4 separate regions of the Mus musculus genome follow, and regions 1, 2 and 3 are each linked to region 4. Evidence: chromatin loops called from intact Hi-C (ENCODE). Cell type or tissue: gastrocnemius. All regions are shown on one strand. Region 1 has its middle 15 kb from the start of Gm24788. Region 2 holds the start of Pikfyve (phosphoinositide kinase, FYVE type zinc finger containing). Region 3 overlaps Plekhm3 (pleckstrin homology domain containing, family M, member 3). Region 4 holds the start of Fzd5 (frizzled class receptor 5).

Region 1 (8,000 bases), 250 kb after region 4:
AGAAAAGAGAACGGAGAGAACAGGAGTGCAAATGTCCTTGGAGTACCTGGAAATGACACCTGGCAGCCAGCAACCTTTTGTGCGTCTTTGTTGCACTGTTTTCCCCACAGCGGGCTTTCAAGGGTAGCTTTATTACACTGATTACTAAATTAGTGTTGGATTTAATGAGAGAGATCTGTCCTTTTATTTGTGCCTTTTCCCTTCTTCTTCTTCTTACTTAAAAAAAGAAAAAGGATCAGCATCACAAAAGCTTTGTACGTTTCTAGTTTGCTTTTGATGATGTGACCATTTGCTCTCATCCATCTCCATGGTAATAGGGCTTCTTCCACCCCCACTTCCCCAGCCTCCCAGCCTGGGAGGCTTCTGGAGGGAGTCGAGGAGAGGTACACGTTAAAATAATGCAGAGAAACAAATTGGTCTCTGTAAATAGGCCCTATCTTCAAAGCCTTTGAATTTTCTTCAGAATATGATCCATTTTTTCCCTGAACATGAAAATAGGACTATTGCAGATAAAATATTTGAAAGTAAAAAATTTGCATCTTAACAAATACATCTCAGTAAGTATCTGTATTCCAAAATAAGACTCAAACAGGATTTTTAAAATTAGAAAAGGCTCAGGCCTTATTCGGCCCAGGATGTAGCTACTTGAGGAAACCGTGGAGCTAGGATTTATGTCTCCCCACAAGATAACCTTTGCTCTGTTCTTATTATGGCAACAATACCAGTCATGATGTTAGTAACATTAGCTATAGCGCATATTGATAACGAATACAAACATATCAAGAGATAATAAGTATAAGACACACTGAAAATGAAAAGCAATTGTTATGCCCATAGTGAACAACCTTTTATTATAACTCACAGGGGTTTGCTGTAGATTGAGACAAGGTCACATGGTGTAGCCCTGACTGGCCTCCAATTCACAAAGATCCTCCACCTCAGCTGGCTTTTAACTTGACTTTTTTTTTTTAAATCGATTTTGTAAAATTTTTAAAAATCATGTTATTTTAAATAATAAATGCATAGAACTAGCTTACTATTCCTAAAGATGATTTCTACACACACACACACACACACACACACACACACACACACACACGCACATATAGTGGTATGTAAAATAAAAGATAACAGCACTGGTGATCTCTGAGCGGCTGTACTTGTTCATAGTTTTTTTGGCTGGTAATGTAGTGCAGTTGGTAGAACGTTTATCTAGCTTGGGTTGGATCTCCAGTGTTGCAGAAAATGGGGTGTGGTGGTACAAGACTATAACTCCAGCACTCTGGAGCAAGTAGGAGGAAGAAATTTAAAGGTATTCCTTGGCTATGTAGTAAGCTGGAGACCAGCCTGGGATACATGAGACCCTTCCTCAAAGGAAAGAAAAATGTTTTTGTGTTTAAATATTTTTTACTATAAAGTTTGCATTATTTTTTACATAAGGAAAATGTTTTTTTGTTTTTAGGGGAAACTCCATATTTGATGCTTAAAAACATAAATCATAGGTCTGGTAAAAGGGCAAGGGCGCGGCCAACAAAGGTGCCTGACACCAAGTCTGAAGACCTGAGTTAGGACCAGGGAGCCAGCCGCATGGTGGGAGGAGAGATCTGACTCTCTACAGCTGCCTTCTGATTCACACCACGCATGACCTGACATGTTCATGTCTACACGTAAAATAGATAAGTGTGTTCAACAGTTTAAATTGCTCATACCTGGCCCAATCTTCCTGTTCTTTTCCTATAAACTATGAAATAATCTATGTTGCAAATCAGCTGTAGACACCAGCCCTGTTCTGTCTAGTATGAGTTGGTGCTGGGAATGAAGTGGCTGGTTTCTCTTTCACAAAATGGTGGTGGATCCCACTCAGCCAGGGACAGATTGGCTGATTCTACCTGAACATTTGGTAAAAATGTACTTTTAACCTAAGTCTTGGAAAGCATTTCCTAGCCCTCAACTCACTGAAGGCCTCATTAAGATATTTCGTTTGTTTTAAAGACCTTTCAAGTCCTCTGAAGGTTCGCTAGATGCCCCAGTGTAGGGGAACCGAGGGCAGGAAGGTGGGTGTGGGTGGGTGGGTAGAGGAACACCCTCATAGAAGCAGGGAGAGGGAGGATATGATGGGTGTTTCTGGGAGGGAGGGAAACCAGGAAAGGGGATAACATTTGAAATGTAAATAAAGAAAATATCCAATATAAACAAACAAACAAACAAACAAACAAACAAACGACTTTTCATAGGTCTACAAACAAAACCCAATGATCAATTGCACCTAGGGGATTATGGGACACTTTCTGGAAATAAACAATATGCAAGGCAGACCACAGTATCACACATGGGGTAAGGTCCCTGGAGCATTGTGGGCAGACGCTAAGGGAAGGTACTATGATCCTAAATCAAAGATGCCTCCAGGGCTTGGGTGTAACACGAAACTCAGCCAACCAGGGAAGCAAAGAAGAACCTGCTGCTAGTTAGACGGTCACCTCAGCTCCAAGTGTGAACTACTGGGAACGACTGTCTTTTGGCATTGTTCTCTCTACTTGATTATAGTTCAAATCAACTGGACCCATCAGCTTTCTTACTGACTTATTTATTCTTATTTTATGTGCTTGGTGTTTCACCTACATATATGTCTGTGTGAGAGTGTCAGATCCTCTGGAACTGGAGTTACTGAGAGTTTCGAGTTATATGGGTGCTGGGAGTTGAACCTGGGTACTCTGAAAGAGCAGCCAGTGCTCTTGACTGCTGAGCCGTCTTTCCAGCCTCAAAGGCCTTTTAATTTCAACACTAATATTGCTTTAATCACTGCTACAGAAAGCTAGTGCTTGAAACCTTGAGAAAGGATCCAATGAGCACTTACTACAAATTTTTATACATCTTAAAGATTTTCCTGGAAACAAGACTGATTGGAATGGGAGGAATATAGTAACAGAAAATAGAGCTTATGCCGAGACAGTGAAACTGAGTGGGAAAAGTCTGTCCTGATTAAGGGGTTCTCTTGCTCCAAACTCTCCAAGTCTGAAAGACCATCTACCCGTGGCTCTTCTCTTCTCTTCTCTTCATGCCAGAATTCAGCCCACCAGCAACTCTTCACATTGTCTTTCCAAAGCATCTGTCATTCCTTGACTTCCTACCTTTCCTCCACATCAGACCCTCCATCTCAGGGTCTCAGAGTCTCAGGGTCTCAGCCGCAATATCTCTTATATAAGCAGCACAATGGCTTTCGATGCATCTCTCCCTCTGACCCTCACTCCCACCCATTTTCACCATGGCAGCCAGATGCAAAGCGTCCATCAGACCATGCACACTCTATCCCGGCTAAAAAGGCATCCTTTCCGCAGAATGCAGAGCAAATTCCTTTCACCTCCAGTGCCTACCCTGTGTAGACATGGCTGACCTGCCTCTTCTCCCATTTCTTCTCCTGCTCCGTGGATCTCCATGATACTTTTTGCTCTCCAGATGTCCCCTGTGTGTACATAGACCCTGCACAAAGGACTCTCCTTGTTTTGTGTTCTTTTATTCATACATCTACCACCAATTATTTTAATTTCCCACAGCATGCAAGTGTGCTCAAATGCACTATTGCAGGAGGGCTTTCCCCCCCACACACGCGCACACACACACACACACACACACACACACCTTACTGAAAATAGCATCTTGAGCCTCCTCTCCTTCCTTTGCCTTTATGCTCCTTATCATGAGCTGAAATTATAATATACTATTTAATGAGTTTGCCTTTTGTCTCTGTCTCTGGAAGGCAAACTGTGCAAGGAAGACTGTGGTCTTTCTTATTACCCTTTCTCGAAGTAGTTCTTTACTTATATGAACGACTCAACACATATACCTGTGGAATGAATTTATGATTTCATCTTAATCCTTTCTTCTCCTGTGAACAATTTTGGGAATGAAGGCTACTGGGATGCCTGGGGACAGTATGTCAGGAAGCCAGCTGTGCTAAGTGACATGCTGCATGTCTGTCATGAGTCAACGTTTCCGTGGTGCCTGTGGGTATTTAGGCTGTAATCTCTGTGGTGCAGAGCTGAGCACCTAAACAATGCTGTATGAAATGCTGTGAAACAGCCTGCAATCCTCTACGTAAGTGCATGCCGCCCCCTGTAGGTGGTTATCTTGTTGAAGCTGGAGACTCACTCTGTTCTACAAATGATTTGAATGTACATCATCTATAAACTAAGTGCTGAAAGGATTGAGTAAGGTTTGTGATTTCCAATTTAATCCTCGGATCGGGTTCTGCGATTCCAATGCACATGTGTGTGTGCGTTCATTTGAAATATCTAGCAGTTATCAGACTTGAGAAATGTCAGTTCTTTCCAAGTTAGTTTATCGCAACTCCAGTGAAAATATGTAACACTAATTATTATTTTGTTTCTTTTTATTTTGAGGAAGAGTCTCACCATTTAGCCCTGTCTGGTTTGGAATACACAGAGATCCATCTATGTCTGCCACCATGGCTAGATTATTTATTTTTATTTTTAGCTACGTATATGGATGTGTAAGTCTATGCATATGAGTGCAGATTCCTGCCAAGCCCAGAGGCACTGGACTGCCCAGGAGCTGGAGTCATAGGTGACAGTAAATTGTCTGATGTTGGTGCTGGGAACTGATCTTGGGTTTTTTGGAAGAACTCCTGCCTCTCTTTTATTTTTCTTTATTTCTTATAGAACTGAGCACGTTGTTTCTGAGCCTTACATGAAAAAGATAAGAAAGATAGGAAAGAATAGTTAAAGGAGTAATAAAAGCAGGTATCCTGGTAGAGCCTGACCTTGCTAGATGCTAAGATAAGCTGCAAAACTCCTTCCTATATTTAACACAGTCCCTATTCTTGGAAGGGATGATTTGGCATAAATTCCTGTCAGTTGTCCCCAGCTCAACATTTAAATCTCAATTTTAACAAAAAACAAGTTTTCTAATGCTAACTCATGCTAAATATGTATAGGAAAACCAGGGTTTCAAAATCACCCAGGGAACCATTCAGATAGCATGAGTGTTCATTATTACTATACTGGGATTTACTGTGCTATAATAACCATAGTAATGGAACAACAGCAGAGCAAAGACACCCGCAGGGTCCTTCAAACTCTCCCCGCTGGCATGGAACCTGAGTAGTATTCTTTCATTTGGTTGTTCTCAGCAATAGATTGGTTTGGGGCCCAGATTCACCTGGGTAGACTCTCAAATGAAGGATTGTCTAAACTGGTTTTGGCTTGTGGGCATACCTGCAGGAGACTGTTCTAATTAATTTAAGTGATTTGAGAAAACCCAGCCCAGTGTGGGTGGCTCCACTCCCTATTCAGGAGGCCTGAGCTTTGTAAGAGTTGCTCAAGTCCAGTTGAGTGCAGGCAGGCAGATGAGCATTTGTGCAATCACTTCTCTTTGCTCTTGACAATGATGTGATGTTGTGATCTGTTCCAAGTTCCTACTGCCTTGATTTTCCCTACATATTAGACCATGCCTGGAGTTGCAAGCATTAACAACAGCCTTTCTTTCTCTTAAGTCATTGTTTGTTTGTTTTGTTTTGAGACAGACACTCTCTGGATGACCTGCAACTTGCCATGTGAAGGAACCAAGCTAGTCTTGAACTCATGGAGATCTTCCTGCCTCTACCTCTGAGTGCTAGGATTAGAAGCATGTGCCACCATGCCTGGCTTCTAAATTGCTTTTGATCACAGCATAAAACAAGGAGTTTTATCACAGCAGTGGAAATAGATCACACAGCAACAGCCATTCCCCCCACCTATCTGACCTATGTGCAGAATGTCTCAGGCATTGTACTAGTGTCTGCTTGCTCCTGATACACCAATCTTCAGAATTCTTGACGAAGAAATTACAGTTCTGAAGAGATTCCCAAAATCTTCTAAGTTATCCTGTGGTGGGTTTTTGTTGTTGTTGTTGTTTTTGTCAGTTTATTTTGTCTTTTTGTTTTAGTGCCTTCTTTCCATGTTTTGCTGGGTAGTTTTTGTTTAGAGTCATCCAGGAAGATGGAATGCCAGCTGAAGAATTGCCTCTGTCTAAATGCCTGTGAGGCAAGTCTGTGGGCAGTTTTCCTGGTTGATGACTGACATTGAAGGTCCCTGTGAAGCCACCACTGGGCAGGTGGTTCTGGGCTGTTTAAGAAAGAGGGCTGAGTAAGCCAGTAAACCATGTTCCTTCAGGGCCAGCCTCTGCTTCAGTTCCTGCCCCACTTACCTCAGTGATGGACTACAATGTGGCTAAATTAACCCTTCCCTTCCTTAAGCTGGCTTGACCAGAGTATTAGATCATAGACCACAGCAACAGAGAGCAAGCTAACACAAAGACATTTAACTGGCAGTGACTGCCCATTGTGGTAAATACTGAGACCTTTCTACTGTGAAAAAAAACATGTTAAAGTTTCTAATATGTTCTGGAAAACCAGAGCCCAAATAAGCTAAACCAAAAATAAAATGGTGCTGATAAATGCATGGGTTTGGGGTTTATTTATTGTACTGGCATACATAGGTTGGAATGATCTGGCATTCCAATGATGTATGAAAATGATTGTTACCTGGCAAAGACAATGGGTAACAAAGAATGTGAAAACAAGGAAACTTAATGCAAGATAATCGCTGAATTAAATGAAATGATAATAGGACAAATGTTTGAAATTAAAGGTTATGGCTTTGGTTTGAGACAGGGTCTCATGCAACCCAGACTAGCCTTGGACTCTGTAGCCTAGGATGACCCTGAACTGCAGCCCAGGCTGACCCCAGACTCTGTAGCTGACGGTAACCCTGAGTTGCTTGATCCTCCTCGTCCTCCTGACTCTGCCTCCCAAGTGCTAAGACTTCAGGCTTGTGCCTCTACTTAATAGTTATCTTGTTTCATATTCATTTTTATTTATGTGTGTGTGCACGTGCGTGCGCATGCATGCATGGGAGGCTAGAGGCATATATCAGACTGCCTGAAACTTGAGTTACAGGCACTTGGTTACAGGAACCAAACTCTGGTCTCTGGCAGAACACCAAGCATTCTTAACCGCTGAGCCCTCTCTCCAGCCCTAAAGTTATCTTTTTAAAAACAAAATTTAAAGGGACATTTTTCAACCCCCATTCACCCCATTTACGATTCAAGAAATAGCCAAAAAATTATAAGCAACCTGCATGCCTACTAAGTGATGGATGGATTTGTAAAAGTGTGCCACAAACACACAAGAAACACCAGAGCCGAAGGGAGAATGAAATTCTGGCAGAGCTAGCGATCGTTGTATCGAATAAGCCAGAAAGACAGACGTACCACACAGTCTCACCCGCTCACAGAATCTAAACATGTGGATTTCACAGAAGCTGAAAGGAAGATGGTAGTTGTCACAATCTGGGAGATAGGGACAGCTGGGACCAGTTGCCTAATGTTTGCAGTTACGGAGGAACAGGCGCAAGCCGGCTTACCTCCCGTGAGCTTGTACTCAGCAGGGTGACCACAGAGAACGACAATCTCCTGTATCTTTCATAAAGCTAGAAGAAGGAGTCAGAAGGTTCTTCCATACAGGAATGACAAGTCTTTGAGGAGATGCAGGCATTTGATTTGGTTTAAGCATTTCACAACCTGCATCAGTCCATTAATAGGTACACTGCTATATTTGAAAAATTACTGCATTTAAATTGTTTTTTACTTATTTGTTTGTTAATTTTTGTGGGCATATGTGGGTGTGTGTTCATGCCGTAGCATGTGTATGTAAGTCAGAGGACAACTAGCTGGAATCAGTTTCCCTCCTGTGATGGCTTGTATATGCTTGGCCCGGGAAGTGGCACTATTAGGAAACGTGGCCTTGTTGGAGTAGGTGTGTCACTGTGGTCATGGGCTTAAGACCTTCACTGCCTGGAAGTCAGTCTTCCACTAGCCACCTTCAGATGAAGACATAGAACTCTCAGCTCCTCCTGCACCTTGTCTGCCTGGATGCTGCCATGCTCCCACCTTGATGATAGTAGACTGAGCCTCTGAACCTGTAAGCTAGCCACCATTAGATATTG
Region 2 (8,000 bases), 450 kb after region 4:
GAGGCATGTTTGAATCTTTAAGGGTCAGGTGGAAGATTAGAGCCTCCTACCCCCAAAGAGAATGCAGAACTAGGGTAGGAGAATTACAGAGTCTGCTGTGATGGAAGCCCAGAAAGTTTTCAAGTACAGAAGAAGTACTGTAGAACGGTAAGAAAAAGACAGAGCCTGGAAAGAAGAGTGGGAAGAGCTCATGGATGCACTTTCAGTAGGATGAGCCTACGGTCACTCTGATCAGGAGCCCTGCTGAAGGGGACTGACATGGCTTTAGAAGGGGGACAACACTGTGAAGAAAGCACTTTTTAATAAAGATTGTCTCATGTGGTCCAGGTTAACCTTGAACTTGTTATGTAGCAGAGGCTGGCCTAGAACTTCTGGTGTTCTTGCCGCCACATGCCAAGTGTTGGGTACAGGCCTGGATTATACTTAGCTATAGAACAAATGCCGATGATTGCTAGTTTCTGTCATCTGGCATACTTGCAGGCCATTTAACTTGAGCAGAGTGGGTCAGATCCTGTTACTTTGGAATCATTTGCTTTGGTTGTTTCTTCTTTTATTTCCTCATCGCATCAATAATAATGAAAAATCCATCTTTATCTTGCTTGGTAAAAATGCTCTTTATCAATTCTGAATGCTAGATTAGTGGAACTAGTGGAACTGGAGTATAAACATTTTCAAAGTGCTTGTTAGAGCCACCAAATCATTTTGCTGAAACATATATCTACTTATACTTTCACATGCAGTGCGAAAGAGTGATAATTTCATTAGAGTCTAGCTAGAAATTAGTCTTACAGTAAACAAACAAACAAAAACAATCTACCACCACTACTACCATTGTCACCACCACCACCATCACCACACCAAAAAAACCAACCAAAAACAGCGTTTGCATTATATACCAAATGAAACCATAATTTCTTAGACAGTCAATTGATTAGCGGCACTGGACAGGAAATGTTGGAAGTTAGTCCACTAGGCCAGACAGTAAATATGTGCTTTCAATATGTCAGGATTGTACCCCACAGGTCTGCTGTAATGAGTTATTTGTGAAAACGGAAAGCCTCTGTGTCTCATCAGGCGAAGGTGCTCACTCTTGCCTTGTCTCAACACACTATAAGACAAAGAAAGGCATAGACACTATCCAGATGGGAGAGGAAGAAGTTAAGAGGCCCTGCCTGTAGGTGATATGATCTCAGATCAGAAAAATCCTAAATGTGTGACCTAAAACCTCTGGGAAGTACTGAAACTCAGTAGCATTGTGTGCCATGCAACCAACACAAACACACAAAAGGTCACAACAAAAACAAGGTCAAAACACAAACACGGTCAATAGTCCTTTTTTTCTCTAACAGCAACACAAAAACGGTAAATAGTCCTTTTTTTCTATAACAGAGAACTCCTCAGAAGAGATCAAGAAAACAATCTCACTTGTAATACTACAAAATGAAAATGCTTAGAATTAGGGGCTGGCCTGGTCTACAAAGCTAGTCCAAGACAGCAAAGACTGCACAAAGAAACCCTGTCTCAAGAAACCAAAAATGAATTGAGTGTAGTGTTTCAGTCCTGCAAACCCGGCACTCAGGAGGTGAGGCAGGAGACTCTCTGGTTTGAGGACAACTTTGGGTACATAGACATTGTCTCAAATCACCTGCTCCCCTAATAATGCTTCCCAGCTTTAAAAAGCAGAAATCTAGAAAAAGAGGCAATTCTATAATTTGTAGGACTACTAAAAGAGTAGTCCGAAAAACTAAAGATTCCAAATAGTACAAAGCTATGTTCATCAATACAGCATGGTCTCAGCACAAAAGTAGACATAGACCACAGAATAGAAAGAAAAGAGCAGGAATAAATCCACTTATGATAGACTTACTATTCAGAAAAACCCTGAGGGAAAGGATAGTCTGTTTAATGAATGTTATGGGAAAAACTGAATACCCACAGTGCACGAAGGAAATTAGATTGATATTTCACACTACATTTAAAATTAACTCAAATTGAATTAAATATCTAAATTTAACACCTAAAAAGTACAAATTAGTAGAAGAAAACACAAGCAAAAAAACCCATGACATTGCCCTGAGCAGTGACTTTTGTTTTTCTTATTTTATTTTTTTTTATTTATTTTTTGACTTTTATTTTTATTTTGTTTAACCCAAAAGCTTAGGCAAAAAAAAAAAAAAAAAAAAAAAAAAAAAAAAAAAAAGCAAAACAGACAAATAGGATGTTATCAAAATAAAGTGCTCTGGAAAGCGAGAAAAACAACTTTGAAGAGATGATCTATGGGATAGTAGAGAATATTTACTTGACTTTGAACATTAGAACAAATATAAATTTAAAAACAAGGAAATTTTATCCTTTGTGGCAACATACTGAACCTGGAGGAGCCTATAGGAAGTGAAATACGCCAGAAATAAAAGCCCTGTAAGGTCTCAAGTGTAGAGTTTTAAAAATGTTAAGTTAGAAAGAAAAAGAGCAGAGTGGTAGTTTTTAGGGGTTGGGGAGCAGAGGTAAGAGGGGAAAATAGGAAACAGAAAGCAAATGTTCAGAAAGTCATGGATCCTGGCAACAATACCCAGGGTTTTCATGAGATGCTTCCACTGGCCAAATCAGGGGCAACTTTTAGAGAATAGTGACAACTTTTAAAGAATAGTGACAACTTTTAGAGACTGAATAGTGACAGTGTTGAATTGGGGCATTACTGAGAAAAATTATATTGATACTAACCAATATAAAGAGAGGGAAAGGCTACGAATTCTCAGTAAAGTATTATAAGCACGTGAGCACAGTACCATAGTGCACCCAAGCCCAGCAAGTATCATAGAAGTGCTTGGATGGAAGTTCTGGGAAAGAATAGTTACAGGTACGCACAAAATGTCTCTACAGATAAAATACACCTGGGATTAATTTTTGATGTCTAGGATGAGGTAAGAACCCAAACTAATTTCTTTTCCTAAAAGAGAAGTCAATTTTCCCACAGAAATTAAACTTCATGCTAATGTAGGCACGGAAGTGCAAACTTCTGGGGAACATGGACTGTGTTATGGCCACAGCTTTACCTTTAGCACGGTACCTATGTGGCCAGTGACTGGCGCAGAGAACGAGGACTTGTCCAATTAATGACTCATAAAATGTTAGCTGAGGAGCTGGAGAGATGGCTCAATGTTAAGGGCATATACTGCTTTTGCAGAGGACCCAAGTTTGATTCCTAGCACCCACATTTGGGGGCTCACGACCTCCTATATCTCCAGTTTCAGAGGAATCTGACCCCCTGGCCGTCCCCCTATGCTCCTCTGGCACCCGCTCAGCCCACTATATCTTTTAAAAAGTGTTAGTTGATCGGGTGTTTCTGTACATAGAGTTTCTTCTGTATCTTGCTATCCTCTCTGCTGGATTATCTATTGTGTTCTCTTGGTCTATTTTATAATTTATTGTACGTTTATGGAATATTAGGGTCTGTTGGGCTAATTTAAGAAAAGATTTTTTTTTCTTCTTCTTAGGGAAGATGCTTGTGTATGTTTATGGGCCAAGGAAGGAGTTATTGGGAAAGGTTTGTTTGAAGAGACATTGCAAGCCCCCAGGGATATGTGTGAGGGACGTGGTTGGTGGTGGAGGTGGTTAGGTTAAGGATAGATAGTACCCAAGGTAGCCCGGTGTTTTGATTTGTATAGATGACAGTTAGAGTGGAGAGTGGAGAGAGGCACAGTAGTAATGAAGACCAATGCGGTCAGAGGACGCTGAGGACAAGATCCAAGAGCCAGTTAAGGATGGTGACCAGGAGTTGCAGCGTCCCCTAGCTTCAGGTTTTGATGGTAATTTCCAACGTTGAAACAAATCAAACAAACAAAAAACCAAAGCTGGGTGGGAAATGCCAAAGTTTTAGAAGAAAAGAATTCTCAGAATATCACCAACCTTCAGATTCCTTTCAATGCTCCCCTGCAAAGCCCTACGCTTTCAGTAAGCGGGTTTTAGCTTGTTTTCTACTTTTAACGGCACAGCCCTGTTAGCAGGACAAAAATAACGGGTCATGTTAATACTAAGCTGAGCAAGTCAGGGCTTGATAACTCTTATCTGCAACACAAAACCCGAATTAAAAAAAGCTATATTCAACCTCACTTGAGTCAGATTCTGTGCCAACTGCCTTTCATGCACAGTTCTACCTAATCCTCAAACAAGACCACCAAAAACATTAACAACAAAAACAACAACAGTAAAACAACAGGGAGTAAACGCAGCTATAATTAACCCTCCTTTACCCACCAGAGGTGTGAGGCCTAGAGAAACAAGCGATTTGTTCAAAGACACATAGTTGGTGTTAGCGGAGTCCTGAAAGGATCCTGAAAGCTAATTAACTACCTCTTCACTCTGGACTACACAGGTAGAAGTCGGTCCAAGAGAGCTCTGAGAGCGGTCCTAAATTATATGTGCTCACGTTGTTGAACACATACGGTAACAGCGACTGGCTGGCGTCTAATGCCTGGCGCGCGTGATGCTCACATGCACCGTCCTCCCCGCTTCCTTCAGGATGGCTGAGGCAGCGTTAAGTCCTCTGGGGGGAGGGGGGGGGGGGTCTAGAACGATACTCTCTGGGTTGGATTCTTTCAGCCTGAACATCTGATCGGAAGGTCTAGAGGGCGGAGAAAAGTAGGCGGAGCCGGCCCTTGGAGCCGGTTGATGATTGGTTAGAAGGGGTACTGGGCGGAGCCTTGAGGTGGTAGGCGGAAGCGAGAAGCCGCAGTTACCGCGTAAGCCTCTGGGCTTCTCGGCGCGACCGCCGGCTGCCTGAGAAAGCCGGCGCTGTGCTTGGCCTCGGCTTCCCGGCCGAGAGTGGTGAGGCGGAGGCCGGGGAGGCGGGAGGCCCGCGGGGCCGGGGCGGGAGGCGAAGGTAAGGGAGGCGGCGAGGCATGGGCAGGCAGGGCGCGCAGTGGGAGGAAGGCCAGCGTGGGTCGCGGAGCACCGCCGGAGGGATGGCGAGGGCCCGGGGCTCTGCGGCCGAGACTCGGCCGGCGAGCGGGGAAGACCCGCCGGGAACCGGCTGGCTTCTGAGCGCCCGGCGGCCCTGTGTGGCGAGACCGGCCGCGGGCCTCCTGGGCCATCTCCCGCCGAGGCTTCCTTGACACAATGGAAGTTCTCTTGCCTCTCTGTTTTCCTAATGCTCGAACTTATTTTGGAGGTGGACCATGTCATCCCTTCCTCTGAGCGGGCGAGCTCAAGTCTCAGGGTGCAGCCTACTCTGGAAAAGAAAGTTCTGACCCACAGAAACCATTCCATGCTTGAGTGTGTCCACCAGCTTAAATGCTGGTTTTTGCCATTTGAGGCTTTTATTTTTCCTTTTTAACTTTAACGTAGTCCTGTTTTGAGGAGGAGGCTTTGTTTCCGAGTAAGTCGTTTCCCCTTTCCCAAGAGGTTCCCAAGAAAGGTTGAAAGTGAAATTTGATGGATGCATTTAGGAATTTAGGGTCTTCTGTCCTATGTAGGTTCTTAGGACATTCAGGGGAAGATGGCAATTCTGCATAAAGCAGGTCATTGCTGTGTATCTTAAGTGCGTAATGTGTTAAATGATGAAGGGTTGCTTCTTCAGTTGGTGCATCTTGTGTTGGTAGAGGTAGACGCCCAGCAAACCTCACCGTCTTGTTTTACATTTATTTGAGTCTCTTTCTGCCTCTCCAGGACTCCCACTCTGTCCCATTCCCTCTCCCCCCCCCCCGGGGGGGGGGAGTGAAAGAGAGATAGACAGAGACAGAGACCGACACACGTGCGGGGTGGCGGCGGGGGTTGGGTGGGGGGAAGATAGTCTTAGTTTCTTTCTCTTCGATTCATTAGGTTAAGGCTTGTGACTAAGGTCAGGACTTTTCTGAGAAGCAACACTAATTTCCTGAGTCCTCCCCCTCCCTTTGCCTCTTTCTGGAAAAGTTACGTGGATCACACTGGTTTTCCTTTAATGTTTCTGTTGTGCATGGGTCACAAAATGAACAATATGCCTTTCTTGATGGAAGCTAACATTGCTTGTATTCAGCTGTCCTGCATTAATAGATAAAAGTTTGAGAATTATACTTAAGAAAAAAACACTCTAGAAAATGATTACACTGCTGTTTTGAATTTCACCTACAGTTTTCGTATGAGCTGATAGGTCAAGCTACACTTTAATATCGAATTCATTTTCTGATTTGCTTCACCAAGATACTCATTTCAAATCTGTGTATACCACACTAGTGCAGAGAAACACTGCAGAAGTTGTTGGATAAGTAGGTTAATATTTCTAATTATGTATTCAGAAAGAGCCATCCTTTACAGTATAAACAGTTATTATGCTGCTAAAAATCAGAGTTGTAATTTTTTTGGTTGCTGGTGGCATGTAATTATTAAGATTAGGTCTATGTGGTTGTATTTATGTTTTTAGAGACTGCACTTGATGTGATGTGTGTTTTCATGATAATTTTTTACTTTCACATGTCCAAAGGTTAAAGAAAGTTGTGGATATAGAAGACCTTTAGAAGTAATTCTAAGACTCTGTAGGTGGATTGGTTTTTGTGCTTTCGTTGGTGCTTTTGTGGACGTAGAATAGGTTGTGTTTGGAAGCATGAGGGTTTTCATTGCCATTACATCTTTTTTCTCTGGTGGTCTTTAAAACAAAACAAAACTTTGAGTTTTTACTTGATTAATCGCCATCTTAATCCTTTATGCTATAGCATCGAAGTTGTATGTTAGCTTGACACAAGCTGGAGTTTTCAGACAGGAGAGCCTCAATTGAGGCTTCATAAGATGGACTGTAAGCAAACCTGTAGGGTATCATCTTAACTAGTGATTGATGGGGGAAGGCCCAGCCCCCACGGTGGGTGGTGTCCATCCCTGGGCTGGCTGGTGGTCCTGGGTTCTATAAGAAAGCAGGCTAAACACTTGTTCATGAGGAACAAGCCAGTAAGCAGCACCCCTCCATGGCCTTTGCCTCAGCTCCTGCCTCCAGGTCTTACCCTGCTTGTGTTCCTTTCCTGACCACCTTTGATGATAAACAATGGTGTGGAAGTGTAAACTAAATAAACCCTTTACTCCAGACGTTCCTTTGGTCATGGTGTTTCATCACAGCAGTAGTAACCCTGACTGAGACAATACTTTACCTGATACTAGAGGTCCTCCTTCCCTGTCTTTCTTCTTCCCTTTCCTCTCTTTCCCCTACTCCATCGCCTTCCTCTTTTCTTTTCCTCCCCATCCTTTCCAATAAGCACTTGTTGCCAAAATTCCATCCAAGTCAGTGGTTTCATTTCTGTTTTAATTTACTAATTTGAGAGAATCTTGAGTATTAAGAGACTACAGTTGGCTAGAATTGGAAGTCTGTGAAGAATACAAATTTTTTTTGATAGAAGACTGTCAGAGAATTTTGTTGCAAGAGTTGTATAGTCACAAGTCTATTTATTACTATCTCTGATTCACCCAAAAGAAAACTGTTTTAGTTGCCTCAATTGTTAATTATAGTAATAATACTTACTTATGTGACTTCTAGGAGTGTTGTGAATATAAAATGAACCTATACATCTGATTTTGAAGGAGAAAACAGTTTTAGGAGAATATAATGCCCTTTTTTCTAAAGTATAGATAGATTACAAACTTTAGCATTTTTTACTAACATAGCAAAGGATATTTCTCTTTAAACTTTCAATCTAAGAGGGGAAGAGCCTCAGTCCCTTCCTATGACTTTATTTCGTGACTAGACTCACTGCTTTGGCCCATTATGCTTTCTTGGTTACTTATAAGCAAAAACACCTTTTAAGAAGGTCATACCTTAATGTCTTTTGAGTTTAGGCTTATAAGGTAGTTGTGGAAATCCCAGGTTCCTGTGCCTACGAGGAGAGAAGAGGAAGCCTGTTGATTCGAGCACTTGTCACAGGCGTTGCCAAAGCCCTTTGCTCAGATTGCATAGACATGTCCTGCCAGCTGACTGGCTTTCTTTTCCTCAGATACATATGTAAAATGAGGCTGAGTAGTTTATGTTATATAAAGTCAGTTTCTGC
Region 3 (8,000 bases), 53 kb after region 4:
ACACCTCCCCCTCCAAACACCAGGTGATTCTCCATCTTAAACATGCCTGTTTACACGGACGACGGTTAAGCTCAGGACTGAACTAGGAATCGGCGCTCACAGGTGTGCACCTCGGTGAGTGCACACCGAGAAAGAGAATAAGATGCTCTCTTTGTGGCTAGCGCAGCCCCTGCAGCCATGAGAGAGCTATTCGTGACCTCTACAGAGGACATATACGACACAGGTAGGTAGAATCTAACCACAGCCTGGAAGGAAATAATGGAAACAATGGGGGTGTAAAGGTTAGCTCTTATGAAAATCGAGGCTGGTAAGCAGTGCGTTCCAAAGTTTTGTCTGTTGGAAAGTAACAAAGTCCTGTAGCCCACACTCCCTCTGTAGACCACCCCTATACTAAGCTAATGTTTATTTCAAGGTAACTTCTTCACCTAGACTAGTCTCCTTTCCCTCCTCATATTGGGGATTGAACATAGGGCCTTGCACATATGAGTGAGCAATGCGTTTCCACTGAGCTGGGTCCCTAGCCCCTCATTTAAAAATTTGAGACAGAATCACATTAGGTTGCCCCACCTGGCCTTGAACTCACACAGACCTTGAATCTGGAATCCTCCTACCTCAGTCTCCTAAGTAGCTGAGATCACAGGCCTCTGTTACTTTCAGACCACATCCATTCTACCCAAGGGGCCTTTCTTTACCTTTTGTGGTATTGGGGATCAAATCCAGGGCATGTATTCCCTCACTGGGGTTATATCCCTAGCTCACAATCACACAGCCTTAAAATACTACTATTCCTCAGGCCCCATCCAGAGAGATTTTGACACAATTGTCTGTGACAGGACTTGACCTTCTGCTCTTATTTGTGTTTTAATATGGGAAGCACTGACTGAAGCCATATGTTGAGTCAGTGTCAAAGGAGAACCGAATCATGCCCTTAGAGTGTGGAGGAGATGGCCAAGATGTCGGTTTTCTCCTAGCCTCTGATAGCATCGGCACCTTCCCTCTGAAAGTGCCCAAGCAGTTCCCTGGCTGTTCCCCAGACATCGTATACTCCAACTGTGACCTGCTGAATGTGGGCTCTGGCTTCATTATGTGTCTGGTTCTCCAAGGTGAAACATTAACTCGTCCCCCCCTGTTACGCATCATAGCAGCTTTGGGGTGAGGATGAAGTCCAGCTAGTCCTGGGGCAGAGTGTGGGCTGGGCTGCTTTCCTGTGTGGACAGGCAGGGCAGGGCCTAGTTTGGGTGTGTCTAGGGAGTAAGGCTCAGGGTTCACCCTTGGCAAATGTTTAGCCAGAAATGCCTTTGCTAGTCTCTTTTCAATGTCCTTCTTTGGGAAAGTGAGTGGCGATGGTGCTTTGGCAAGGCTCCAAGAAGACAGTTGTCATACCCTTGGGCCTTTCTGGCCGAGGGGCAAGGGCCAGCCCAGGCAGAAGGCAGGTGCCTATTTTTAATAAATTCTCAACTCTCTGAGGCTGCTCTACACCTGCTCCTTATTTTCTTTCTCTTATTTTGTGTCAGACTCTGTAGTCCTGGCTGTCGTAGAACTGGTTATATAGTCCAGGCTGGCCTTGAACTCACAGGAATCATTTGCCTGGTGCCTGAGTGCTGGGATTAAAGGTTTGTACCACCATGGCCACATCTTTCTTTTCTTTTCCCAGAGTATGGCCCTCTGCCACAGCCTTTTCCTCATGCTGACCGACTGGCACTGCCTCCTATGTGGGGGCAGGAGAGGGCTGTGAGAATGGCTGGGATTGCTGGGGGAAGACAGGGAGAGGACAGACACTCAGCAGACCACCTCAGACCACCTCAGGGCACTGGTCTCAGAACTGCCTTGATTCAGCAAAGAAAGCCCAGAAGAGACACTGCTTCTTCCACACGTTACACCTTTGTCCTCCTTAGCCTTTCTTGTCAATTTGACACAACCAAGAGTCACTTGGGGTGGGAGTGTTAACTGAGGGGCTACCTACGTCACGTCTAGATTAGGTTGGCCTGAAAACTCTTTCCTCCCTAAGAGGCTTCTACCACAGTGTTTATCACATCAACAGAAAGCAAACTCCGGTAATATTTTCTGTAAATGCAGAAAAGGCTGAGAACACTATAAGGTTATAAATCCAGATGTAAGAGATATTTAAAGCACAGCAGGGCTGGAGAGATGGCTCAGCAGCTAAGGATGCTTGCAGCTCTTCCAGAGGACCTGGGTTTAGATCTCAGAACCCGTATGGTGGCTCACAACCATCTATAAAACCAGTTCTAGGGGAATCCAATGCCCTCTGTTGAACTCCTTGGGCAACAAGCATGAGTGTAGTATACAAACACACAGCAAACCTCTCACACACATCAAACAAAAAGGTCTTAATCCCCCTTCTTCTACAAAAGTAAATAGCCCACTCTCAATAGACCTCAAATCTTGATTTTGCCAAGGGCTCACTTCCCCATTTCCTGAAGATTTTTTTCTTAAATAAAGCTGATATGAGAGAAAGTACTTCCATTGTCATTTATTGAGAGGGAGAGAACTTTATACATTAGGAACAGGTGCACTTAAATTATTGTGACAGATAAATGTAAAAAAAAAAGAGAGAGAGAGATGTCCTGTCAACAGCACAACTTCAATTTTATACTATTACAGTTACTAGCTTTAAAAATAATGTAAACAAAAATATGGATAAATTAACCAAAAAAGGCAATCAGATCCAGACAACAGGGACCACGTAAACTAGCACATTAGCTATTGCGAATAACTAACAGAGAGAAGGAACAGCTCAAAGGCACATCCTGATTGCTTCTGTACCGCATGAGCAGAAGGAAGGGGAATGACTCGGATCTGAGCTAGGAGCCCGAGAACGAGCTATACAGGACCATCCACGTCACACACTCTTGCTCTTCACCTGCAGTCTTGGCGTCCTCCTCCCTTTATCATTCCTTGGAGACAGGTAAGGACTGTTTACAGTAAGAGCCGGACAGGTAACCAGAGGCAGAGCTCACTGCAATGAGGGCCTGATCCGGTGGCTTGGTGGACTGCCCCGGCGAAAATAGGGACACTGTCATCCACACACATCCCCGAGGCTTCCCACCTTCTACGTGGAACACAGGTGGCAAGTAAAGAGAATCTTTATACAATAAAGGAAAAAAATCCTCCTGTTGATGTCACTTCTGAACCTAGTAAAGACTAAGTTCACAGACTTTGTCATTCACTTCTGCATAGCTAGTTTTCTTTCTTTCCCCATTGACTGTGGTGACATGACATTCCCCTGAGTTTGGTTAATGAAAGCAAGCAAACAAAGAGTGGCTGAGAAACATCATAAAATAAAGTCAAAACATTGTATGATTATGCCTATTGTATTTCCTGGTAAAAGTGCCAATGGCACCGAAGAAACTGATGTTTCACTCAGATAATGCGTTTGCAATGTGAATCCCTTTACTTGTGAAGTTAAGGCACCAGGTTAAGCAAAGGTGGACGTGCATCTCGGAATACACAGGCTCCAGGTGGGCTGTGTACTGAACAAGAGCCAGCAGGGAAGCGCGAAGGGATCCATAGTTGGTTGAAGGGTCCTGCAGGCTTCAAGTGGGTCAGAGACTAGACTAGACTATAAGGCACTCCTACAGGGAGATGAACCGGTGGGAAGGAAGGGCCGCTGGCCAGTTGGTCTCTAGGTGGTTTATTAACATGAGCCTCAAACCTGGCCCAGGGCTGAGGAAGCAAGCAGGCAAGGCAATCATGGGAGGGGACAGGGCTGGGTTACAGCTTCCAAGGCTGGCCAGATGGGCCCAACTGTGGAAGAGCTGTCCTAGGTGTCTTGTTCATCTGGCCTGGGAAACAAGTGGCTTCACTAGGGAGCTTTCTAAAACGACAGCAGCCAGCGTCTCTTTTCCCTCAGAGCAGAGCCCTAGCAGAGCAGCCTGGGTCCCTCTCACTAGTGCCTCCCATCACATCAGAGCCTACTCTATGGAGACAGTGCTACATGCCATGGTCACCAGGAACCCATCTTACATAAAACACACTGGCAAATGCTGGAGAGGCTCAGCTACATTTTCCCTTTCACCCAGAGTTTTACAGTGATGTAGATTTTTTTGTTTTAGCCCCGCACCCACTAAAACATACCAGAAAACAAACAAACAAACAAACAAACAACCTCAAGTCAGAGAGTTTTGAATCTAAAGGACAGAAGTGCCTACAGAGAGACTACTGGGTGCTAAAACTTAACTGTTAAGAAACTGTCCCTGTGACAGAGATCAGCATTGGTTAGATTAGCTGAGGGGTTTACTCACGTAGCTTGTAGTATGCTGGGGTCAGGCGAGTGGGACAGGCAGAGCAGTGAGCCACGTTCCTAATGCCCACCACCACTACTGAGTCAGTACCAAGGAATGGATGACAAGGGCCAGAGGCTCCAGGGAGAAGTGGCCAAGGAAGAAAGGGCTAGCTTCTTTCCCCTTTGTCTCAAATTCCTGACATCTCCACATTATTTCAGAAGATGAAAAGTCATGTAGAAAACTCCCAAAACAATATTGCACACTTCCCTATTTACCATAAGAAAAACCAAATCAAACAAAATAAAATAGTCTGTGTTGGGAACAGGCAGTATTCCAACTAAGGGTCAAAGCCTAATTTCTAATCTGACTATTTCAGCAAAGCTTGGGAGAAGACCCAGAGCTGATCTGCAGGGTGAGAGGGCAGAGCTCCCCTGAACTAGCAGCAGAACTTTTCTCTACTTCCTTGCTGGCAGCGGGCTTTGCTCTTGGTGCTCAGGGTGTGTGGCATTACTGTGGTCCTGTATCACTGTGCTCCTGCTATCATAGGTAGTTTGTGTCTGGAGATCTCTGGGCCACGGATGGAGAATGAACTTGCAGGGCTGCAAGCCAAGCTTCCTGGAGGAGTTGCAGAAAGCAATCTGTCAGTGCTCATGTGCAGTGTGCACACATGACAAGCAGAGACAGGCCAGACCTCACCGAGGGTGTGCTGCAACTCAGCCACAGTGACAGAGTGACACAGACACCTTTGTTTTGGGGCAGCTGAGGGGAATCACAGCACGGGGCTATTTCAGACTGTATTGGAACCTTCGAATCCCGAGGCACTGTAATCACACACTCCTTTTTTTTTTTTTGGTAGAGGCCTATTATAGAAGAATCAAGAAGCAGTTAACCTTTCAGCTCATCAAATGTAAAAACTCCCAAAAGATGGCTGTTATTCAGCACATGAAGTCAGGGGGAAGACAGAGTTTGCATGGTTTTCATATAAGGCTGTGTCCAACTTTGGGAACAGGCAGCCCTGGAAAGAACTCCTCTCCCATCAGAGCTGACTGCCTTTGGAGCACCCTGCAGCCTTCCTACTGCGGTGCAAATGCAGGTCTATTTTAGGAACTGGTTTCTTAACGGTGGGGTTGGGTGCCAACACTTCCCCCGGGCTGGATGGTGTCACACATGAGTTTCTGGCACTAGCAGGAGGGAATTCTTGTGCTACACCAGGGAATGGCTGTTTAGTGAAAAGCCGTTCCCTGGGCTTTGCAAGCAGCTCCAGGAGATTAATGGACCGTTTTCCATTATGCTTTACGTGTATGGTATTTACTGAGATGAAAAAAAAGGAGGTGGAAATGCACAGGCTTGCTTTTGTTTCGATGGTTTCTAAGCAGTGGAACAACTACCTAACACTGCACCAAGTCATTTGTTAGACCTGAAAACAGTAAGGGCCTTCATGCACTCTGAGACATTCTGGGCTGAAAATAGCAATTTTGAATTTTCATGGCAGATCCAACTCCTGATCTGGCTCCACGGTGTCCTATCAGATTCCGGTGGTGGTGGCAGAGAACGCTGTTGTGAGTCCTGAGCGGGCATGGACCATAGTGAAAACAGAAGTAGCAGGACATGGCTCCAATTCCAGATCATGAGTGACAGCATGCTTATCTTTCCCTTTAAAAAATAAACACGAAGCAATGTCCAGGGAAAGGTCTTAGGAGTGTCCAAGGTCCGCTCACACACAGCAAGGCCCTCTAAGGGGCAGTGGGGACAGACAACTCAGGTGTGCTAAACAGGGATCCAGATTTCACCCTCGGCTTTTATTAGGTCTAATCTTGGGCACCTGTGAGTTGGGGCAGGACATGGGGCCAACCTGGGGTCGGGGGCTCTGTTCTTCAAGTCTCTGTGCTCAGTGTGCTGGGAATGGCGTCTCTGACAGTCAGAATCACAGATACATTAGTTTCAGCAAAGGTCAAGAGTAAGCTACGGTGACAGGGACTGGGGGTGGAGGGAGAAGGCACTGTGCCACGGGAGCACATCTGTTTCATAATAAGCAGGTCTAGAATTCTCCAGTGAAAGATCATGTTCTGTTCTCTGAGGCTGGAAAATATAAATACTGTATTTCATGAACAAGAGGAGGAAGAGAGAGACTCAAATCTGTTTGTCTGTTTTGCCAAGTGTTTGAGACTTCCCACCTTTGTCCTTTATGCGCAACATTCCCTACCACTCATTCCAGTGAGGTCAACCTGCCTTCCCAAGAGTTTATAAAAGGCACCGTGAGGTGTCTGGTAAATAGGGCCCTGGCCTTTTACCAAGTTTCATGCCTTGGCTATAGCTTCCGGGTAGCTAGGAAATGAACACACGTGTGGCGTTCAACTGCATGGTCTGGGGCCAAAGGAAATGGTGTGGGCCAAGAGGTGAAATGCTTGCCTCTAACTGCACAAGTCAGCTGAATGTCTCCCACTAGACTGAAGCATCGAGAGCTGGTGCCTGTGGGAGCAACTTGGAGTTGAACCCCTGCGTTCTCTGTGAGCCAGTGTTTCCCCTGATCTGAACAGCAGTGAAAATCCCAAAGGACAGAAGCATGGGCGGCAGTGGGCAACACCAGCTCCAGGTGAAAGACACAAACAAGTACTTCCTGGTGAGTCCATTCTCCTGCCTTGGAAAGAGTTAAGGAAGAAGGAATGCTGGCCGCCAGGGTCTCAGTGCCTTCCTAGCAGCCATCTTGGTCACAGTGACAACTATGCAGGCTCTTACAAGGAAGGGGATCACAGTGGGAGTACACTACCCTCCAAAGAGCGAAGTGATCCACTTCCCATTCCTACCACGCTAGTTACTCTTTGTGTTACTGTAAGGTGGCAATTATATATGTATATATCTACTTATTTCGATAATATTAATTCATTAATTCTATTTATGTTTGGTATTTTCTTAATAGTTTAGGTTTGTATTTTTCAAAATGTTACTTCTTAATAACTTTTAATAATTACATAATTTTTACTTTTAAATATTTTTTAAAAATAATTAAAAACAAGTAAAGCCAGGTATGATGGTGCATACCTATAGTCCCAGCATTTGGAGGATGAGGCAGCAGGGTCACAGGTTAGAGGCCAGCCAGGGATATATAGCAGGACCCTGTCTTAAAATATGTCCCCATCCCAAACAAACAAAACATCCAGGATACAAAAGCAAGAGTAGTTACGCGGACTGAATAAAGGTCAAAAGTGCTGTGAAGGACAAGGAGAAATAAAACATTCAAACGACAGGTGGGTCCTGCCGATGGAGGGCTCTGGGGAAGGAAACATCCGGTCCTCCAAGATGCGTGCAGTAAACTCTACCTAGCAGACTATGCACTGATGCGCTTGAGTGCAATCCTGGGACACTTCCTCCTGGGCAGCACCGTGAAAAACATGACCAGTGTCCTCCATTCCACGCTTGGAACTGTTCTTAGGGCACCCATGTGCACTCTCTGGCAGGCATTGTAGACTCTGATCATCAGGAAGGTGCTGGGCTTCGTACCAGCCAACAGACAACGACATGAAGTGACTGGCCACTGAGGTCCTCGCTTTCTGTACTCTCTCTCAGGGACTGAGTTCACACCCAACGCAGCTCAGTTCCTGATGCTCTCTGTTGAAGGAAGGGGCCTCTCGCTTTCTGCTATGTGGCTCTGCTTCACTCTTCCCATCTCTGCCAAAGACTCTGGGCCTGGAAGTATCCAGAAACATTCTTGTGTTTTAGGGATGTCCTTGTGAAGCAGATGACAATGGCTCTACCTCA
Region 4 (8,000 bases):
ACGCTTGCTGAGCAAGGTTAAGGAGGCTCACAAAACTCTAACCTTATCATGTGAGGGATGGTCCTAACCACATCATGGTCTACTTTCACAGAGGACTTGAGGGGGCTAGACACAGAAAGAGCAGATGGCCTCTGGCCTCTAAGTGTCCTGGACATTTTAAGCACTGTAAGAAGAAACTACCTTAAAACACACACACACACACACACACACACACACACTCCACACCTTCCCACTCACAGCAGCCTTTCACTGTTCACATTTATAAAAAAAAAAAAAAAAGACACGTATAGGAAATATATTTTCCTAATTTAGACCACACAGTCCAAAAAAACCTGAACCAACAGTAACCTCATTACAATGCCAATTTGAGGATTATGTAGCCCCCAAAGCAAAGGTAAATTTTGTTGCCAAAATGCAACAAAGTTAAAACTTAAAATACATATAAATTAAAAACAAGGTACTTCTAAAGAAAGCAGTAAGAAATGCAAACTAGAATACACTTAACCCACTGCCCTGCGAGCCGAGCCCCCTGTAGAAGACTGGGGACAGGTAATCTCTTGAAACCGCCCCCTTTTCCTCTCCAAGCCACTCTGGGAGGGGGCATCAGCACCAAGAAGGTAAACGGAAGTGACCTTCACAAAGCTACCAAGCGAAACAACTGCCCCCTTCAACTTCCAGCACTGTCCCTGGGCCTCGGCCTCCAGGCCTTCCTATACGTGCGACAGGGACACTTGCTTGTGGTATGCGGCGGTGGGGCCAGGCGGCCCGGTCCTGCCGGTGAGCGCGGCGCTGGCCTCCGCATAGTCTCCTGCGGCCATAGCGCCACCGCTCTTGTGGCCCCGCCGAGAGCTGCAGCAGCAGCGGCTGGTGAACCGCCGCCAAGACTCCAGAGTCTTGCCGGACCAGATCCAGACTCCCGACGTGATGCCCACCACCAGGCACATGAAGTACTTGAGCATGAGCACCCAGTACTCGGGTTTGGCGCGTGGCTGGCCAGCGTCCGGTCCCGGACACGCGCAGGTGAGGGCTGCCTCCCAGCTCTCCCGGTAGTGCTGCTCATACAGGTAGCAGGCCACCACGATGCTGGCTGGCACCGTGTAGAGCAGGGTGAAGATGCCGATGCGGATCATGAGCTTCTCTAGCTTGTCCGTCTTAGTGCCACCCTGCTTGATGACGCTCCGGATGCGGAAGAGTGACACGAAGCCTGCCAGAAGGAAGAGCGTGCCCACCAACAGGTACAGCACCAGTGGGCCCAAGACAAAGCCTCGTAGTGAGTTCAGGTTTTGGTTGCCCACATAGCAGATGCCAGCCACTGGGTCCCCGTCCACCGAGCTCAGTGCCAGCGCCGTAATGGACTTGACACTGGGGATGAGCCAGGCAGCAAGGTGGAAGTACTGTGCATAACCTGCGATGGCTTCATTGCCCCACTTCATGCCAGCCGCCAAGAACCAGGTGAGCGACAGGATGACCCACCAGATGGAGCTGGCCATGCCAAAGAAATAGACTAAGAGGAAGACAACCGTGCACAGCGCAGGGCCGGTAGTCTCATAGTGAATGTGGCTGTGCTCACGGCTGCAAGCGACGCTGGCATGGCCCACTACCAGGCGCACCAAGAATCCCAGTGACACACACAGGTAGCACGCAGACAAGAAGATGATGGGGCGCTCAGGGTAGCGGAATCGTTCCATGTCAATGAGGAAGGTGGCAACGGTGGTGGACGTGGAGATGAAGCACAGCACAGACCACAGGCCAATCCAGAAGGTGGCGAATGTGCGCTCGTCCGGGCTGAAGGACGGCTGGTAGCAGGGCACCGCGCAGTTGGGCACTTGGCCGGTGCGCACCTTGTTGTAGAGTGGGTGTGACTCCTTCAGGATGGGCACGAAGGGCTCGCGGCACGTGCACACGGATGGGCCTCCCGAGGGGCACTCGCCCCCGGAAGATGGCGCCCCTGGTGGTCCTGGGAGTGTAGGTTTGGCCGGGAAGGACTTAGGGGACGCGGTGGTGGCTTCGCTTCGGTTATAATCCATACACAGAACCTCGGCGTCGCCGCCCAGCACAGGGAGGCGGTCGCAGCTCATGCGCTCGGGCCAGGCGAAGCCGTACTGGCGCATGAGCGGCGAGCAGCCGGCCTTGGCGCGCTCGCACACGGAACGGCACGGTGGTAGCGGCTTGTGGTAGTCAGGCAAACAGATGGGCGTGTACATAGAGCACAGGAAGAAGCGCAGGTCCGGTGAGCAGTGGATCTCCACAAGCGGCCAGAATTGGTGCACCTCCAGGCCTGCTTCGTCCTGCGTGTCATGGTTGAACTGGTTGGGCATGTGCGTCAGGTTGTAGCCGATGCCTCGGCACATGGGCACCGTGATTTCCTGGCACACCGGGGCCTTGGAGGCGGCCGCTGCCCGGCCCACCAGCTGCGCCAGCAACAGCAGCAGAAGAGAGGGAGGCGCAGACGGGTCGGGTCGAGCCATCGTCTCCTTCTTCCCTTTGCCTCCCGCTGCCTGAGAGGGTCTGCGTTGGCCGACGAATCTGCGGCCGGGGCTTCCCTCTCCGGAGTCTTGAGTGTGACGCCCGGGCTGGCAACCTGTTGGTTTCTTTTTCTCTTAAAGAAATCCGTCCAAAGATAAACTGTTTCTGGAAGGCGCTGCCTCCGCCGGCAGCACTCAGTTCCACACCAGATAGGGCTGGAGGGATGATTAGGGCTCCGACTCCAAGGACAGAACTCTTAAAAGAGAAGGTAGGGGAAAAGAAAAATCGCAACCACTCCTCTTAGAGGAGCGCCAACCACTTGGTCTCCGCAAACCAGCTCCAATCTCAAGATTAACTCCTTTCCTCCCCTCCTCCTAGAACCAAACTTCAGACGCCCCCACCCCCTCCACCCCACTGCCCGCGCCCGCCTCTCTTTTCTGGCCCGGCCCTGCAGGCTGTGCCTGGGGCCAGAGAGCTCAGTCCCCGAGATGGGGGCAGAGGAACCGGGTGAACTGGGAAGACGCGGGCTCTCACCTCGGAGGATCCTGCTGGGCGGCAGATGTCTGCGACCAGCCGGGCTCCTCAGTCGCGCGACTCCGAATCGGGCCAGAGCTGGGAAAGTTTAACGACAAGCTAGGTACCTGTGGCGGCGACACATGGCAGCAGGTGGAGGGCGTTTCAGAGAGCAGGGCGCCCCTCGACCATGGGCGGCGCGGGCCGGTCACTCGCCTTCTCTTCCTTCGGGGCCCCCTGCATGATTCGGGCAGAGCAAGGCAGGGGCAGGCCGTGCCTTCCACCGGCGTCCCGGGGCCGGGACGAAGGGCAAGGGCGCCGGGCAGCACTTGAACTGCGCGGAGGGGTGCGGCAGCCGGAGGGGACCCCGCCACCTCACAGCACAGCGAGCAGCCAGCGCTGGTCGGGCGGGGACTGCATAGTCCGCACCCGCCGCCGCGTCCCGCCAGCCGCTCGCCGCCTCCCCTGCAGGGGGCTCCGCGCTCCAGCAGACTCCGGGGGGCGGTGGCGGCGCTCTCGGGACGCGCCCCGCTCGGCTCCTCCCCCGCGCTCTCGCACTCTTTCGCCCACCTCCAGGGAGCTCCGAGCTGTGCGCGACGGCAGAGGACAAGTCGCGGCCGCAGGCTGACTGCCCTCTCCCGCCCCGCCCGGGTCACCTGCCTCTAATGCCCGCCGGGAGGCCCCGCCCCGGGACCGCCCCTCCCGCCCCCTCCCGCCCTGCCCCGAGCTGGGCCGTCCCACGAATCGCTCTCCGGGTCCCCGCCCACCGCCCCGCTGTCCTGGCCTCTCCGCGAGCGCCCCGCGGCCCCGCCCGGAGCGGGCAGCGGAAGAGCGTCGGCCAATAGTGGACCGGGAAGTTACGAGGGCGGGGTCAATGCTAATGAGTCCTCCCAGAGAACCCGGGCGGGAAACCTGGCCCCAAGTCCTTCTGGAGTTCTCTGCGGTGGTTCACCAGGATGGTGCTCACTTTCCTGAGGGCTCTGTTCTCTGAACGCCGGCTTCCAGGGCCTCCACCAGGCCACCTCTCTCCAGCTGAGTGTCCTTATCGAGGTCTGGCGCTTGTTTAAAGGGATGAGAGGTCAATTCGGTTGTGCCACCTGTCCTCTTTCTAAGCTGCCTTGTGCTAGGTGACAGACGTGCTAGTACTTAATGAGCAACCTCGTGTTAGTTAATCGTTTACACCTTGATACGCGATCTGGATACCGTAGGATTCTGAGGCCAGAACACCTCAGAACTTGACCTACACAGCTGAGCTAACAAGACAGCAGAGACGTTGACAAACTTGTGCCCCTCCCTGTGCGAGCTCCTGGCACACAATAGGCGCTCTGACCTGGAATCCCAAACCAGAAGCTGGGCAGCAGAGTTCACAATCTTTACCACTCACCCCTCCCTTAGAAATATCGATATTTCCCAGGCTTTGCCCTTTTATATATAACAAAATCTTGTCCTTGTGACAAGAGAATGAATTTCTTTCCAGTTTTGGAAGTCTCTAGAGACGTTAGTCCTTAGCAGTTGCGGTTTATAATCCCTGGCAGATCCGAATTTGCCCACAGAGAAAAACTCTTGAACTGGAGCAGTGTACAGCTCAGGGTGCTTGGTCCCCCAGGGTTGGCTGCTGTGCACTCTGGCGAGGTTGAGACCGGATAACCGGGGCGTACTGGGGCAGTGGGAACCGTGAAAAGACCTGCTGCGCACAGTCAACGCAGGGACACGCAGTGGCGCTCTCCTGATGGGTTAGTATACTCCAAGTTTTAAATGTCCCACAAATGCCTCTCTTCTACGAGTTCTAATTAGGCTGGGAGACCGAGGTGTTTAGCATGCTTGAAATTCGTTCACACGCTTATGAAGAGGCTTTAAATTGTAGACTGCTCCTTCACTCCTCCTTCCGCTGGGGGAGGGGAGTGGGAGGGATTTGAAGTAGGGGAGGGCATAGGAGTACTTGAAGGACTCTGAACTGGCCTCACTGACTGAGATCTGTTGGGTTGTTATTGTCTTCTGTGCCGTCTGTACGGGCTGAAAAGCCATCTTCAGTTTATCAGCAAGGCGTTGTGGAGGCTAATGAAACTCCGTGTTTAATCTCAGACATCACAGCTAAATGTTTATAATGTATATTGCTTCATTCCCTAGAATTCTACCTCTTTTATTATTCTATCTCCCTAGAATTTAATCTCTTTAGTTCTTAGTAACTGCTTGGCCCTCGGGGTCTAGAAACATCCCGGGCTAAGAATTATTGGAGGGGTGAAAAACTATAGCACACCAGTCAGATAAGGAAGGACCCGTAGTGGAAAGTATGTCCAGCCTGCCGACATGCCAAGGGAGGCTGCTACACTTTATGTGCTGTGTATGTTGCTGCGATGGACAAGTGTTGGCTAATAATAAAAATTATTTGGAAGTTGGAGAATGTAAACTACTCACACTGGAATTCACCCAGGAACCTTGGGTTGTTCCACTTGGTTCTGCCTAGACCATTACTGTCTTACTGCTCTGTCAACCTTCCTTAACAACAAAAATCTGACTTTTGCTTAGAGATCCCAAGTAGTTACAGTAGTAATGGAAGGGAACGTTGGCTGGGTGTGGTGGCTCAGACCTCTAAATCCAACACTCTATAGGGGGACAGCAGGAAGATTCTGAGTTTGAAGACAACCTGGGCTACACTGACAGTCTGTGTTTCAAAACAAAATCCAAAAAAGGTGACAAAGTAAACGTGTATCTTTTTTTGTGTGTGTGTTGTTTTAGTTTTTGCTTTCCCACATATATTACTTAAAGGTTATTTTAAGATATGCTGATTGGGGCTGGAGCTCAGCAGTTAAAGAGCATTGTGTGCTCTTTCAGAGGACCTGGGTTCAGTTCCCAGTACCCACACAGTGGCTCACAACCATCTGTACAATCCCAGGAGAGCTGGTCCTTCCTCTCTTATACCCTTCATGGCTGCCATGCATAGACCTGGTACACATGCATGCATGCAAGCAAAACATTCATACACCTAAAGATAAATCTAAAAACAGAATAGTTTTTTTAAAGTATGCTGAGTACTTAACATACCTCAGGCAGGCTGCTAAATATTTTGCCTCGTTTAATGCTTGGAATAATCATATACAGAAACTGTCACCAGAACAACTCATTGGGTTTATTGGGTGTAACTAGTCCACAAAAAGGGTAGCAGTCGATATTTCTTATACTTCATTATTATTACAGTTAATAACAATGCGGTACAATTGTAAATTACTAAGAGTAGACTTTAAGTGTTCTTATCACAACACACACAAAGATAAGTATGTGGGCTAGAAATGCAACTCATTTAGTTACCTATCGAACACAAAGACCCAGGTTCAATTCCCAATACCACCTAAAACTAGGCATTGTCCTCATGCCTATAATCCCAGGATTTAAGAGGTGGGGCCTGGAAGGTCAGAAGTTCAAAGTCATCCATCATCGACTGCGATCAAGTTGGAGGCCAGCCTGGGTTACAGGAAACTTAAAAAACAAAAACAGAAACAGAAAACAAAAGAAAAAAGACCCATGTGTTACATATGCTAAAATAGTTTGAATTAACCATCCCAGCAGACATAGCTATATCTAAGCAGCAGGATGTAGTCATAAACATATACAATTTGTACTTAATCAATTTAAAGAGTTCTTTCCGGCCTAGAGAGACGGCTCAATCAAAAAGTCCGTTCTCTCAAGCATAAGAACTCCCAACACCCACTAAAAGCTGCAAATGGTGAATGCCAATAATCCCAGCACTGACGATTCCTCGGGCTTGTTGGCCTGCCAGTCCAGTGGTATCAGTGAGCTCCCGTTTCAGTAAGAGACCCTGTCTCACAAAGCAACAGAGGAAGACACTCACCACAGGCTTCCAACCTCCAAGTGAGCTTGCGCACATAAGAATAAACCCACCCACATGAACATGTGCACACAGTAAATACATAGTTTAATTTAAACTTAATTTTTATTGTTTTTGTTTGTTTGTTTGTTTGTTTGTTTTTTGGTTTTTTGAGACAGGGTTTCTCTGTATAGCCCTGGCTGTCCTGAAACTCATTTTATAGACCAGGTTGGCCTCGAACTCAGAAATCTGCCTGCCTCTGCCTCCCGAGTGCTGGGATTAAAGGCTTGTGCCACCACGCCCAGCTTTAAACTTAATTATTAAAATTCCCTTTAAAGTGCAAAATTTTTCTTCTGAGGTTCAATTTATTATACAAACAATTAGAATACTTTTTTTAAAAGTACCAATTGTGTGTGTGCAGCACTGGAGATTGAACCTAGGGTCTTGCACATCCTACGCAAGTTCTCAGTCACTGAGATAGACACTCTATCAGCCCATACAAATATTTCAAATTCAATTTTATTTGTTATTAGTACTGTAGGTATGTATCCTGGTTCGAGTATGCCATGGTGCTGTGTGCCAGTCAGAGCTCTCTTTCTACCCGGGTTCCAGGGTTAAACTCGGGCTAATGGTTTTGCATGCCAAGCTCTTTTGCCTGCTGAGCCATCTCATCAGTCCGAAGATAACATTTTTTATTGGGTTTTTTTGTTTGTTTGTTTGGTTGGTTGGTTGGTTGGGTTTTTGGGGGGTGCTTTTGTTTTTGTTGTGGTGGTTTTTTTGTTTGTTTGTTTGTTTTTTGTTTTTTGTTTTTTTGTTTTGTTTTTTGCCAGAGTTTCACTCTGTAGCCCTGGCTAGCCTGGAACTTTGCTTTGTAGATCAGGCTAGCTTCAAAATCATCTGCCTGAGTGCTGGGATTAACCGGGTACACTACCATGCTCAGCTCCAAAGACAAAACGCTTAAGCACTTAAAACTCTACCAACTGTCATCTATTGCTTTGCTCAGATGTCCCCCCATAAAGCCACTTAACTAAATATCACACTTCTGATAGCTGCTATATTAAAAATATTTTTGCAGACTCAAATTCATAGGAAGCAACTTAGATTACTGTTCAAGATATATTTATTCATTGTTGAAAATTTGGAGAATAATGCTATTTATCTTGTTTTTTTTAAATGTCTGGCATCCTATAGAGTCTAA

What was found. Hi-C counts contacts between places; a loop is a spot of excess contacts. Peaks named below come from ENCODE experiments on the same cell type or tissue, not always from the same donor. Only the 100,000 strongest peaks of a DNase experiment are listed, where the experiment ranks them.
Region 1: it touches region 4 in a loop (2.9-fold over the local background); 14 of 42 quality-filtered maps call a loop at or near these places.
Region 2: a loop joins it to region 4, with 4 times the contacts of the local background. A loop is called at or near these places in 8 of 42 quality-filtered maps.
Region 3: a loop joins it to region 4, with 8 times the contacts of the local background. A loop is called at or near these places in 9 of 42 quality-filtered maps.

The regions. Positions count from the first base shown.
Region 1 is chr1:64,982,263-64,990,262 of GRCm38, forward strand. No RefSeq gene overlaps it. Among named protein-coding and RNA genes, the nearest start is that of Gm24788, 15 kb to the right of the region's middle. In gastrocnemius, a CTCF peak has its summit at 4,113 (motif pointing left); a DNase peak (open chromatin) is centred at 4,104.
Region 2 is chr1:65,181,955-65,189,954 of GRCm38, forward strand. It overlaps Pikfyve (phosphoinositide kinase, FYVE type zinc finger containing), which reads left to right and starts at 4,731. Exons shown (of 42, transcript NM_001310624.1): 1 at 4,731-4,879. It also overlaps a transcript of Idh1 not described here. In gastrocnemius, CTCF peaks have their summits at 3,802 and 4,754; DNase peaks (open chromatin) are centred at 3,282, 3,801, 4,682 and 6,846; H3K4me3 peaks cover 2,659 bases; H3K27ac peaks cover 2,903 bases.
Region 3 is chr1:64,786,645-64,794,644 of GRCm38, forward strand. It overlaps Plekhm3 (pleckstrin homology domain containing, family M, member 3), which reads right to left. Exons shown (of 8, transcript NM_001039493.1): 8 at 2,477-8,000. Among named protein-coding and RNA genes, the nearest start is that of Fzd5, 53 kb to the left of the region's middle. In gastrocnemius, no CTCF peak of the experiment used is centred here; DNase peaks (open chromatin) are centred at 1,380, 1,675, 3,685, 4,875 and 2 more places; H3K4me3 peaks cover 1,066 bases; H3K27ac peaks cover 2,438 bases.
Region 4 is chr1:64,734,133-64,742,132 of GRCm38, forward strand. It overlaps Fzd5 (frizzled class receptor 5), which reads right to left and starts at 3,618. Exons shown (of 2, transcript NM_022721.3): 1 at 3,001-3,618; 2 at 1-2,721. The coding sequence starts at 2,468. The coding sequence ends at 711. In gastrocnemius, CTCF peaks have their summits at 837, 1,780 (motif pointing right), 3,465 (motif pointing right) and 4,690; DNase peaks (open chromatin) are centred at 921, 1,431, 1,922, 2,310 and 5 more places; H3K4me3 peaks cover 4,660 bases; H3K27ac peaks cover 2,732 bases.